2 separate regions of the Homo sapiens genome follow, and region 1 is linked to region 2. Evidence: chromatin contacts called from ENCODE Hi-C or POLR2A ChIA-PET data. All regions are on one chromosome and are shown on one strand. Each heading gives the region's core, a stretch centred on a gene start or an enhancer-like site at or near the end of the contact. The rest is flanking DNA. Distances are from core to core; before and after follow the strand shown. Region 1 overlaps ENDOD1 (endonuclease domain containing 1). Region 2 has its middle 9.3 kb from the start of ENDOD1.

Region 1 (6,358 bases), core at 3,587-6,086, 38 kb after region 2:
GGTAGTATGATTCCTCCTGTTTTGTTCATTTTACTTAGGATAGCTTTGGCTATTCTGGGTCTTCTATGGTTCCATATAGATTTTAGGATTGTTTCTTCTGTTTCTGTGAAGAATGCCATTGATATTTTGATAGGGATTGCATTGAATCTGTAGATTGCTTTGGGTAGTATGGACATTTGAACAATATCGATTCTTCTATGAACACGGAATATTTTTCCTCTTTTTGTGTGTCCTCTTTGATTTCTTTCAGTAGTGTGTTATAGTTTTCATTATACAGATCTTTTACTTCTTTGGTTCTGTTAAATCCTAGGTATTTACTTTGATTTTTGGCTATTTTAAGTGGGATTACTTTTCTGTTCCTTTTTCTGATTATTCGCTGTTGATATATAGAAATGTGACTGATTTTTTGTAGTTTATTTTGTGTCCTACAACTTAACTGAATTTGTTTATCCGTTCTACTAGGTTTTTTTTTTTGTGTGTGTGTGGCGTCTTTAGGTTTTTAATATAAGGTTATATCATCCACAAACAAGGATAATTTGACTTCTTCCTTTCCAATTTGGATGCCCTTTATTTCTTTCTCTTCTCTGATTGCTCTAGCTAAAACTTCCTAGCTATGTTGCATAATGATGGTGAAAGTGGGCATCCTTGTCATGTTTCATATCTTACAGGAAAGACTTTCAGTTTTTCCCCATTCAGTATGATACTAGTTGTGGGTCTATTATATATATGTTGAGGTATGTTCCTTCTATCCCTGCTTTTTTGAGGTCTTTTATTGTGAAGAGATGTTGAATTCTATCAAATGCTTTTTCATCATCAGTTGAGATGATAATAAGGTATTTGTCCTTCATTCTGTTGATATGATGTGTCACATTGATTGATTTATGTATGTTCAACCATCCTTGCATCCCGGGAATAAATCCCACCTGGTCATGATGAATGATCTTTTTAATGTATTATTGAATTTGGCTTGCTAATATTTTGTTGAGGATTTTTGCATCAATATTCATCAGAGATGCTGGCCTCTGGTTTTCTTTTTTGATGTGTCTTTATCTGGTTTTGGTATCAGAGTAATACTGACCTCATAGAATGTGTTTGGATGTATTCTCTTCTTCTCTGTTTTTTGGAATAGTTTGAGTAGGATTGGTATTAGTTCTTCTTTAAGTGCCTGGTAGAATTCAGCAGTGAAGTCATTAAGTCCCAGGATTTTCTTCACCGGGAGACTTTTTTATTATAGCTTCGATCTCATTACTTGTTATTGGTCTGTTCAGGTTTTGGATTTCTTCCTTGTTCAATTTTGGTTGGTTGTATATGCCTAGGAATTTGTCCATTTCTTCCAGATTTTCCAATTTATTGGCATACAGTTGCTCATAGTAGCCACTCATAGTAGATATTTTGAATTTCTGTGGTACAGTTCTAATGTCTCCTTTTTCATCTCTGATTTTATTTATTTGGGTCTTCTCTCTTTTTCTTTTAGTTGCTCTGGCTACTAAGTCAGTTTTGTTCAACTTTTCAAAAAATCAACTTTTTGTTTCATTGATCTTTTGTATTGTTTTCTACATTTCAGTTTCATTTATTTCTGCTCTGATCTTTATTTTTTCTTCTACTAATTTTGGCTTGGCTTACTCTTGCTTGTCTAGTACTTTAAGATGCAACATTAGGCTGTTTATTCGACATTTTTCTACTTTTTCGTTGTAGGTGCTTATGCCTATAGACTTCCCTCTTAGTATTGCTTTTGCTGTATCCCATAGGTTTTGTTATGTTGGAATATGTTTCCATTATTATTTGTTTCAAGAAATCTTTCAACTTCCTTCTTAATTTTGTCATTGACCCACTGGTCATTCAGGAGCATACTGTTTAATTTCCATGTATTTGTATAGTTTCCAAAATTCCTCTTGTTATTGATTTCTGTTTCTTTGTGTTCAGAAAAGATGCTTGGCATTATTTCAGTTTTTTTGAATGTTTTCAGATATGTTTTGCGACCTATCACATGGTGTATCCTTAAGAATGATTCATGTGCTGAGGACAAGAATGGGATTAAATATCTATTAGATCCATTTGATTATAGTGCAGATTAAGTATGATGTTTCTTTGTCTTTGATTTTCTGTCTGGAAGATCTGTCCAATGCTGAAAGTGGTGTGTAGAAATCTTTAGCTATTGTTGTATTGAGGTGTATCTCTCTCTTTAGCTCTAATAATATTTGCATTATAGGTTGGGCACGGTGGCTCATGCCTGTAATCCCAGCACTTTGGGAGGCTGAGTCAGGCAGATCACCTCAGGTCAGGAGTTCCAGACCAGCCTGGCCAACATGGCAAACCTTGTCTCTACCAAAAATACAAAAATTAGCCAGGTGTGGTGGCATGTGCCTGTAATCCCAGCTACCTGGGAGGGTGAGGCAGGAGAATTGCTTGAACCTGGGAGGCAGAGGTTGCCACGAGCTGAGATTGAGCCACTGCACTCCAGCCTGGGCAACAGAGTAAGACTCTGTCTCAAAAACAAAAACTTTGCATTATATATCTGGGTGCTCCCATGTTGGTTACCTATATATTTAAAATTTTTATATCCTCTTGCTGAATTGACCCCTTTATCATTATATAATAACCTTCTTTGTCTCTTATAGTATTTGTCCTGAAATCTGTGTTGTCTGATATAAGCATAGTGACTCCTGCTCTTTTTTGATTTCCATTTACATAGAATATCTTTTTCTATCCTTTATTTTCAGTCTATGTGTGTCTTTATGGGTGAAGCATGTTTCTAGTAGGCAGCTGATCAATGGGTTTTGTTTTTACCTCCATTCTGCCCATTTGTGTCTTTTGATTGGAGAGTTTAGTCCATTTACATTCAGTGTTATTGATAAGTAAGGACTTACCCCTGCCATTTTGTTGTTTTCTGGTTGTCTTGTGGTCATCTCTTTCTTCTTTCCTTTCTTCCTGTCTTCCTTTTAGTGAAAGTGATTTTCTCTGGGGATATGATTTAGTTTCTTGCTTTTTATTTTTGGTGTATCTGCTGTATATTTTTTGATTTGAGGTTACCATGAGGCTTGCAAATACTATCATTATTTTAAGCTGATAACAATTTAATGCTGTTTGCATAAGCAAACAGATAAACAAGCAAAAAGACAACTAATAAAAACTCTACACCTTAACTTGATTCCCCCACTTTTTCACTTTTTATTGTTTCTATTTATATCTTATTGTACTGTCTGTGTCCTGGAAAGTTGTTGTAGTTACGGTTTTTGACGGGTTCATCATTTAGTTTTTCTACTTAAGATTAAGAGTAGTTTACACACCACAGTTACAATATAATAATATTCTGTGCAGTTACTATTACCAGTGAGTTTTGCACCTTCAGATGATTACTTATTGCTCATTAACATCCTTTTCTTTCTGATTGAAGTACTCCCTTTAGCATTTCTTTCAGGACTGGCCTGGTGTTGCTAAAATCTCTCAGCTTTTGTTTGTCTGGGAAAGTGGTTATTTCTTATTCATGTATGAAGGTATTTTCACCAATGTACTACTCTTAGGGTAATAGTTTTTTTCGTTCAGCACTCTAAATATGGAATGCCACTCTCCCCTGGCCTGTAAGGTTTCCGCTGATGAAAAGTCTGCTGACAGGCATATTGGAGCTCCATTGTATTTTATATGTTTCTTTTCTGTTGCTGCTTTTAGGATTCTTTCTTTATCATTGACCTTTGGAAGTTTGGATTAAATCTCTTAGTCTTCTTTGGGTTAAATCTGCTTGGTGTTCTATAACCTTCTTGTACCTGGATATTGATGTCTTTCTCTAGGTTTGGGAAGTTCTCTGTTATTATCCCTTTGAGTAAACTTTCTACTTCTATCTCTTTCTCTACATCCTCTTTAAGGCCAGTAATTCTTAGATTTGCCCCTTTGAGGCTATTTTCTAGATCTTGTAGGTGTGCTTCATTGTTTTTTATTCTTTTTCTTTTGTCTCTTGTTACTATGTATTTTCAAATAGTCTGTCTTTAAGCTCACTAATTCTTTCTTCTGTTTGATCAGTTCTGCTATTAAAAAGACTCTGATGCATTCTTCAGTATGTCAATTGCATTTTTCAGCTCCAGAATTCCTGCTTGATTCTTTTTAATGATTTCAATCTCTTTTTTAAATTTATCTGATAAAATTCTGAATTCCTTCCCTGTGTTATCATGAATTTCTTTGAGTTTCCTCAGCACATCTATTTTGAATTTTGTCTGAAAAGTCACATATCTCTGTTTCTCCAGGATTGGTCCCTGGTGCTTTATTTAGTTTATTTGATGAGGTCATGTTTTCCTGGATGGTCTTGATACTTGTAGATGTTTGTCTGTGTCTGGGCATTGAAGAGTGAGGTATTTATTGTAGTCTTCTCAGTCTGGGCTTGCTTCTACCCATCCTTCTTGGAAGGCTTTCCAGAGATATGAAAGGACTTGGGTGTTGTGATCTATGCTGTATCTGCTTTAGGGGGCATCCCAAGCCCAGTAACACTGTGGTTCTTGCAGACTCATAGTGGTACCACTTTGATAGTCTTGGGATGAGATCAGAAAGAATTCTCTGGGTTACCAGGCAGAGTCTTTTGTTCTCTTCTCTTACTTTCTCTCAAACAGACAGAGTCTCTCTCTCTGGTCTGAGTCACCTGGAGCTGAGGATGGAGTGACACAAGCACCCCTGTGGCCACCACCGCTAGGACTGTGGTGGGTCAGACCTGAAGCCAGCACAGTACTTGGTTCATCCACAGCCTGCTGTAACCACTCCCTGGCTACTGCCTATGTTTGCTCAAGGACATTGGGCTCCACAATCAGCAGGTGGCAAATCCAGCCAGGCTTGTGTTATTTCATTCAGGGCAGTGAGTTCCCCCAGGCCCTGGGCATGTCCAGAGATGCCATCTGGGAGCCAGGGACTAGAGTCAAAAGCCTTAGAAGTCTACCTGGTGTTCTAGTCCATTGCAGCTGAGCTGGCATTCAAGCCACAAAAATGCAGTCCTTCTCACTCTTCCCTCCCCTTTCCAAAGGCAGAGGAGCCTCACCCTGTGGGCTCTGACACTGCCACCACAGTCTTTCAGGGAGTACTGCCAGAACACCCCGTCAGTGTTCCCTCAAAGTCTCTTTAGTCAGCTTGTGGCAAATGTTGCTTGGCCTGGGACTTACCTTTGAGGGCAGTGGGCTCCCCTCTGACCCAGGGCAGGTCCAGAAATGCCATCCAAGAGCCAAGTCCTAGAATCGGGGGCCCCAAGAGCCCACTTGATGCTCTCTGTGGCTGAGCTGGTACCTGAGGTGCATGATAGAGTCCTCTTTACTTTTTCCTCCACTTTTCTTGGGCAGAAGAAGTCTGTCCCTGTAGCCACCACAGCTGGTATTGTGCTGAATCTCACCTGAAGCCAGGAAGTCTCAGAGTCGCATCTAAGGCCCATGACATGCTTACCTAGGTATTGCTGCTGATTATTAAGGGCCCAAAAGGTCTTCAGTTAGCAGATGATGAATCCTCCCAGGACTAGGTCCTTCCCTTCAAGACAACACGTTTTCTTCTGGCCCAGTGTGACTAGAAATGTCATCCAGGGGCTAGGGCCTAGAAACGGGGCCTCACAACTCTGACCAGTGCCTTATCCTGCTGTGGCTGAGCTGGTATCCAAAATGCAAGACAAAGTTCTTTCCACTCTTCTCTCTCTTCTTCTCAAGCAGAAGGAAGAGGTTTCTTTTGGAGCTGTAAGCTGTGCAACCTGGGGTTAGGGGAGGGGTGATGCCAGCACTCCCTTAGCCACCTTGGCTGGTGTCTCGGTAGGTCACATGCCCTCTAGATCACTGGTTCTGGACCCAGTTCAGCACTAGGACTCACCTAGGAGTTGCAGTCCCTGTGGCCTAGACTGCCTTTCATGTTTATTTAAGGTCCATAGCACTTTAGCCTACAGTGGCGAGGCTTGTGGAAAATCAAGTTCCAACCACTGGGATTGGCAGCTTTTCTCTGGCTAGGGCTGGTTTAATGCTCTCCCTCCGTGGGCAGGCATTAGCTGAGTTTGGTCCAGTTTTGCTTCCTGCTATGTAGCAAGGGCAGCACTGAGTTCAATGCCTCGCAGTTGCTGTACTCCCCTCTCCCCAGTACATAGAATTACCCTCTGCATAGAATGCCAGTGCTGCTGTGGGATGGTGGAGGGGTGGTGTTGCTCATTCAAGATTGGTTTTCCTATGTTTTTAGTACCTCTTTTAGTGATATGAAGTTAAGACCAGGTACTGTGAGTGCTTACCTGATTTTTGGTTCTTATGAAGGTAGTTTTTTGTGTAGATAGTTATTAAATTGGTGTCCTTATGGGGAAATGATCAGTGGAGCCTTCTATTCTGCCATCTTGCTGTGCTCCCTCTTCATTTTCTTCTTCAGT
Region 2 (5,965 bases), core at 2,838-5,337:
CTCCACCCAAAAAAGTACCACACTCAGGCCTGTGGATCTCTGAGAGCATCTTTTCCTGTTCTCATCACAATCTTTTATTTATTTATTTAATTTTGAAATGGAGTCTTGCTCTGTCACACAGGCTGGAGTGCAATGGCACAATCTCTGCTCACTGCAACCTCTGCCTCCTGGGTTCAAGAGATTCTCCTGCCTCAGCCTCCTGAGTAGCTGGGATTACAGGCACGTGCCACCACACCTGGCTAATTTTTGTATTTTTAGTAGAGGGGGGTTTCACCATGTTGGTTAGGCTGGTCTGGAGCTCCTGACCTCGTGATCTGCCCCCCTTGGTATCCCAAAGTGCTGGGAGTACAGGTGTGAGCCACTGTGCCCAGCCAAAATCTTTTATTTTTTTGGCCCATCCCTCAGAGCCTCTTCTTAAAAGATTCACATTGCATCTGTCTATGTATTTCAGGACCCATTTATTCATTTACTCATTCAATAAATGTTTACTGAGAACCTACTGTTCCAGGCTCTGTTCTTGGAATTGGGGACACAACAGTGAAAAAGACAAGTTTCAACTCTCTTGGATGATCTATTCTCATTATCAAGAGTGATATATAATAACATGTCAAGTAATTGTAAGGGCTATGAGGAAAAATAAAGCAGAGTGAGGGGTTAGAGAGTAACAGAGGCTGCTTTATCTGATAGGATAGCTACAGAAACCTCCGGGGGATGTGGTCCTTGAACCTGTGACCGCGGGAATGGGGCTTCATTGTGGGCAGAGGGGCAAGTGCAAATGCCCTGAGATAGCAACATGTGCTCACAGATTAGCAAAGGGGCTGGCATGTAAGAGTGAGGGAGTAGGAGCCAAGGCAGGGATCTGAATGTGGGGATGAAGCAAGCATAAATGTCTTAACTCACTTAATGCATACTCCTCCAGAAACCCCTGAGCAGTTGGAGTGGTTGATGTTTCAGGTAAGCAGGGGGTGGAGGAACTTGGGGACCACAGAGCCCTTGAAAGCACTCATAATTCACAACCAACCCTGTGAATGGCTCTCTTTCCTACCAGATGCAAATCTTATGAGAGAAGGAATTATACTTTTTGGTTCCCTGCTGTGTCAGCTAACATGACATGTATCTGACTCCTACCAGGCACTTCATACTACTGTCTAATTGGATTGGACTCTAGCAGTCACAGCAGATCCCTGGCATTCACTAAGTTAACAACAGTCATTTCAGCTGCTTATGAGCAATCTCAAATCAGAGCCTGCGTAGGAATTTCCTGGAAAAACAGCTACTAGGTGGGAGATCAGGTATGAGAGTCAAACAGGCAATAGATTTGGAGTATTAAGGCTATGCACTGGAAAACCCTGGCTCCAGATAAGGATAATATTTAGAAAAGTGCTAGGATTAGGAATTTGCAAAGATCTCAGGATCCATTCCTTGTGAATATCAAGTGTCTACTCAATAAGTTTTTCCCACCTGAGAAACTCCTTAGGAACCAAGTGGCCTAACCTTGCCTCTCATGATGATATTACCTTAACTGTACTTACACTTGGCCATCTAAAATTGTAAGTACTTTATCTATAGTTTCACATTGTTGATTAGATCAGATTAATACAATTGGTTGTTGTCTTTCTTTTTTTTTCTGTGCAGTGAGAAGTCAATGAATGTTGTTGATTAAATGATAAATGACCTAAAACCTCAATAAAAGTGAAAAAAAGGGCTAGCATAATAAGAAACAGCTAAAATAAATAGTTCTCTCTTATAGCATTATTACTTTCACATTATTTTTAAAAATAATGTAACTAGTACTAAGCAGGGGTTGAAATAACTTGAAGAGCCAGAGAATAAATCCTTTCTCATATTTCAATAAAAGATTTTCATTCATTCATCCATCCATTCGTTCATTAATTCTTTCAACAAATATTGTTAATCAAGCACTCTCTCCATGCTAGGCACTGTACTAGATGCTAAGGATAGAACATAAGACGGAGATTATAGTCAGCTTGGATGGAGACACAGACAAGGAGTTAGGCACTCTCACCATGCTACAGCTTCTTCTAAGAAACCATAGCAATATCCAGGCTCTCCTCCATGCTGCTCGTCTTAGAACCCCTGGGGAAATGTGTCTTCTGTTGGGAGAGTCAGCCTCAAGTTCAGTGCCAAAGCTACATGGACTCTCAGAGCTGCTTCAGTCCATTCCTGGTTTCACTGCAGCCCTTTTGATCACTTTCTCCCAATCATGCTTGACAAATGGACACAGATCACCTTTCTTGGTAGCAACGGCTGCCTTAGGGTACCTATATTCCTTTCCTGCCAGTTCTGCCAGGCATAGGATGAGCCTGCAGAGATATGGGGGCTGGCTTTGATCACCCCATTGGCTGCCTCACTCTAGGAAGTGGGTGTGACTTACTGTCAACCCTCTCCCTTCCTCTGTCCATGCCACTGACATTACTTGGCTCCTTTAGGGAGCAGGGTCATTTAAATGCCATTTGATATGTTCCATTCTCTCTTCCCACTATCCAGCCCCCTGCCATATACTGAACGTGTCCCACCAAAATTCATATGTTGAAACCCTAATCCCCAAGTGATGGTATTTGCAGGTGGGGTCTTTGGAAGGTTTTTAGGTCATGAGGGTGAAGCCTTTATGAGTGAGATTAATGCCCTTAAAAGGAGAGATACAAGAGAGATTTCACTCTCTGTCATGTGAGGACATACCAGAAAGGTGGCTGTCTCTAAACCAAGAAGAGGGCCTTCATCAAGAGCCGACACCTACATCTCAGACTTCCCAGCTTTGGCACTGTGAGAAAGGAGTGTTTGTTATTTAAGCCCCCTAGTCTAAGGAAATTTGTTACTGAGGCCTGAGTTGACTAAGACAGCCCCCAAGGAATGCTCTAGGGGAGTGGGAAAAAGGAATAAAGAAATAAATTATGAGTATCCATGATGTGCCAAGAACTGTGTCTAGCACTTTCTATACCTCATTCATTTCCTCTCCCAATAGCTCAGTCTGTAAAGTAAAGCCAATGGAGTTTTGAACCCTAGCTCCACTATTGATTAGCATGACTGTGGGCAAGTAACTCACAACTCCAAGGCCCAAGTGCCTGGAGAGACAGAGTAGCAGGGTCATTACTAGCATACATCCTGTGTCTAAACCCAGCTCTGTGCTTGTAAACTTGGTGGCCTTGGCAAGCAACTTCATCTCTATGTATTTCAGCTCCTTCTTCCCCAAAATGGAATGATAACAGCAGCACCCAGGACAATAAGGGTTGTTGTGAAGTCTAAAAAGCTAATATAAGTAAGACACTTTGAGTAGTAAAGAACTCAAGGTAAGAATGAGCAATTATTTTACATCTTCTTGTTGAATATTTTTAAAAAGTGTAACTTGAGCACAGTGTTTGGCAGGAAGAAACACACATCAAAGTCTTGCTGTTATTGATATGATTTTATTATTTTAATAGTAATATCATTACTTTTATTGCTATTGCTATTGTTACTTTCAGGCTTAGAGGTGATAGGCCCGCTATCTTCTCTATGGAAGTACTAGAAGAGAGAATGACAAAGCACAAGTGCTCCAGCTCCTTGTCACCAAAGTATGGGCTGGGATCCTGCAGCATGGGCATCATTTGCAAGCTTGTTAGAAGTGCAGAAGCTCAGACTTCGGCCCTGACCTATGACTCAGATCTGCATTTTTAACTAATCCTCCCAGGTAAATCAAGGACAAGTTTATGGTTGAGAAGCACTGCTCTGGCACATTGGTTCTCAGCCTCGGCTTCCCATTAGAATCATATTTGAAACATACTGATGCCTGGGCCCCCATCCCCTTGCCCCCCCGCCGGAAATTCTGTTTTAATAGGCAGGAGTACAAGGGTTTAAAAGCTCCCTGAGTGACACTAACATGCACTGAGGGTTGAGAACCACCCATCTAGCATTTGGTCCATGGGGAGTTTGGCTGCAGGCGCAGATGGGAGTCTAGTTTGTTCAGCAACTGCCAGTGAGAGTTCTGGTTTGTTTTGCTTCTTTTCAGGCCCCAAAGGAAGTGGAAGTACAAAGGGACATGAAGAGGGCACATTCTTCTCTCCCCACACCCACCCTTCCCCCGTCTTCATTCCAGCTAAAAGGACACATGACAAGGCTGGGACAGGCTTGTCGGCCAACGTTTCTGTTTCTCTGTGTTGCACTTCACAGCATCCAAGCTGTACTGGCTGGCTGTGTCTCTCTCACTCAAGTCACTGTGCCAGCTGGGCTTGGCTTTTCTGTGGTAGAAGCTTGTTCTTCCTTGAAATGAGGTCCTTCTCTTGCTTTTCTGTTTTTGCCCACTGCTCACAGCACCCAGATGTTGCTTGGTTGGAGAAAACTCGACCAGAGATCTCCTCTCAACCTCTCATGTGAGACTCTTGATGCCTGGTGGGAAATCCAAAATCCCAGCAGGCTCTTGCAAGTTATCTAAGTGAGTGTTGCTGTCAGGACAATGGCTCCTGCCTCATCATAAGGCCAAGGACTTGGACAGTGGGGGTGACTGTTGTTATGTGGGGATGAGGGCCATGTGGCTGCCATTTTTTGAATATTCAAGAGAAGCTTTGAACTTGGAATTTTATTTTAAAATCTTTAGGTTTTTCAATGTTGGCAGCTAATTCAAAAAACTTACAAGCGCTACTGGCCAAATTGACCTGCTGGCCCACTGACCTCTGAAACATTCCCTGCTTTCTAAATGACCCATTTGGGTTGGGAAGTTGCCCCAAGCCATGGAGACTAACTTAAATAATCTCACTCTACTTCTGGCACTGGTAGAAAAGGTAAAACACCTGGGGTCTTCTGAGTCATGTGTCCAAAGTTTTTAATTCAGGTGACTTGTTCTGGGCTTGTTAGTCAGGCAGATCCTCTGCCAAAGGAATGCCCTCCTATGCCCAGGCCCATAAGTGGCTGTTTCTAATGGCACCATCCAAGTCCTCTGTGTGTCCTGGGGTCGCAGTGGACCTCTATGTCTGACCTGGGGTCAAATATTGTAGGAGTTGTGCAGAGTATGTCATATTGCCCTGGGAGAGCTGAACACATGGGAAGAAAGAAAGGCTTACACTCTTCAGTCTTCTCCCTCCCCTCCTCTCCTCCCTCCCCTGAATAATAGAGAGCCAAGCATTTGACAGAGCTCCTTGTTCAATGCTTCCATGTCTCTGCTAGTGATCAAATGTTTCTCCCTCAATATTCTCTTTATACAAGATGATGTGACGTGAGTTTGTTGCTAATATTAGATTTGCAACAGATGCCCTCATTGTTGGGTCCTGGGTACATGCAGAGCAGATTAATAATCCAAAGACAAAGGCCTCAAATGCCCAGTGACTTTAATAACAAAACTTGCTGCAAGGGACAAGGGCTCACTCTGCACTGGGCAAGGTGAGGGGGACGGGCCTGCAAAAGGCCCAGAAACTGAGTCCACCATCTAGATGCCATTGGAAACGTAGGCGGAGCTGTTGGTGGGAGGTGGAAGGAAGCACCAGGAAGAGGCATCTTCAAGGGGTCACAAGCAATAATATTCAGGTCTATGGTGAAAATGACAAGTCATCTAGTCACTGCTGGTGGCCAAAATTTGGACCCAGGGGAACCAGGTAGCAAGCCTAAGAATTCAATAGATATGTCAATGGACATAGACGGTTCCTTCTGCTCCTTTTCATTTTTCTTAATAAAGCCTTTTTAGACAAATCGTAAACCTCCATGGTTACAAACCAAGAACCTCCTGGGTCTAACTAAGCATGAACCACTAGGATTTTCTGCTCCCCTCCTGCTTCATCTTCAGAATACTGTCATCTCACCTCTACAAGGGAAGGTGTTTCTTAATATCTACCAATGTGCTTTTTTTTTCTAATTTTACTTAGTTGCCTGAACCTTATGGAAGTTAACATTGCAAACCACGAAAGAGAATGTGTCTATCTCTCTTTGTCGCCTCCTACACATAGGCATTTTCTTAAGGAGTGTTCCTCTGCCCACAATG

What was found. A loop is a pair of places that touch in the nucleus more often than their neighbours do. ChIA-PET counts read pairs that join two places held with the same protein, here RNA polymerase II (POLR2A). Pooled maps may share reads with other maps.
Region 1: a map of gastrocnemius medialis shows a loop between it and region 2 (2.6-fold over the local background). The contact joins two enhancer-like sites. A Hi-C loop is called at or near these places in 18 of 168 maps with a recorded cell type or tissue (B cell, Caco-2, GM13976 and 15 more), 8 of 37 single-sample maps with no recorded cell type and 15 of 50 pooled maps. POLR2A ChIA-PET finds 5 or more read pairs at or near these places in 14 of 52 experiments (B cell, CD4-positive, alpha-beta T cell, GM12878 and 11 more).

What each region holds. Positions count from the first base shown.
Region 1 is chr11:95,114,920-95,121,277 of GRCh38, forward strand. The region is part of intron 1 of ENDOD1 (endonuclease domain containing 1); the gene reads left to right. Among named protein-coding and RNA genes, the nearest start is that of ENDOD1, 28 kb to the left of the region's middle. Within about 2 kb of position 4,837, at least 2 of the 41 ENCODE cell types and tissues checked have a DNase peak (open chromatin) inside an H3K27ac peak, as active enhancers do.
Region 2 is chr11:95,077,569-95,083,533 of GRCh38, forward strand. No RefSeq gene overlaps it. Among named protein-coding and RNA genes, the nearest start is that of ENDOD1, 9.3 kb to the right of the region's middle. RefSeq lists a silencer at 3,563-3,763. Within about 2 kb of position 4,088, at least 9 of the 41 ENCODE cell types and tissues checked have a DNase peak (open chromatin) inside an H3K27ac peak, as active enhancers do.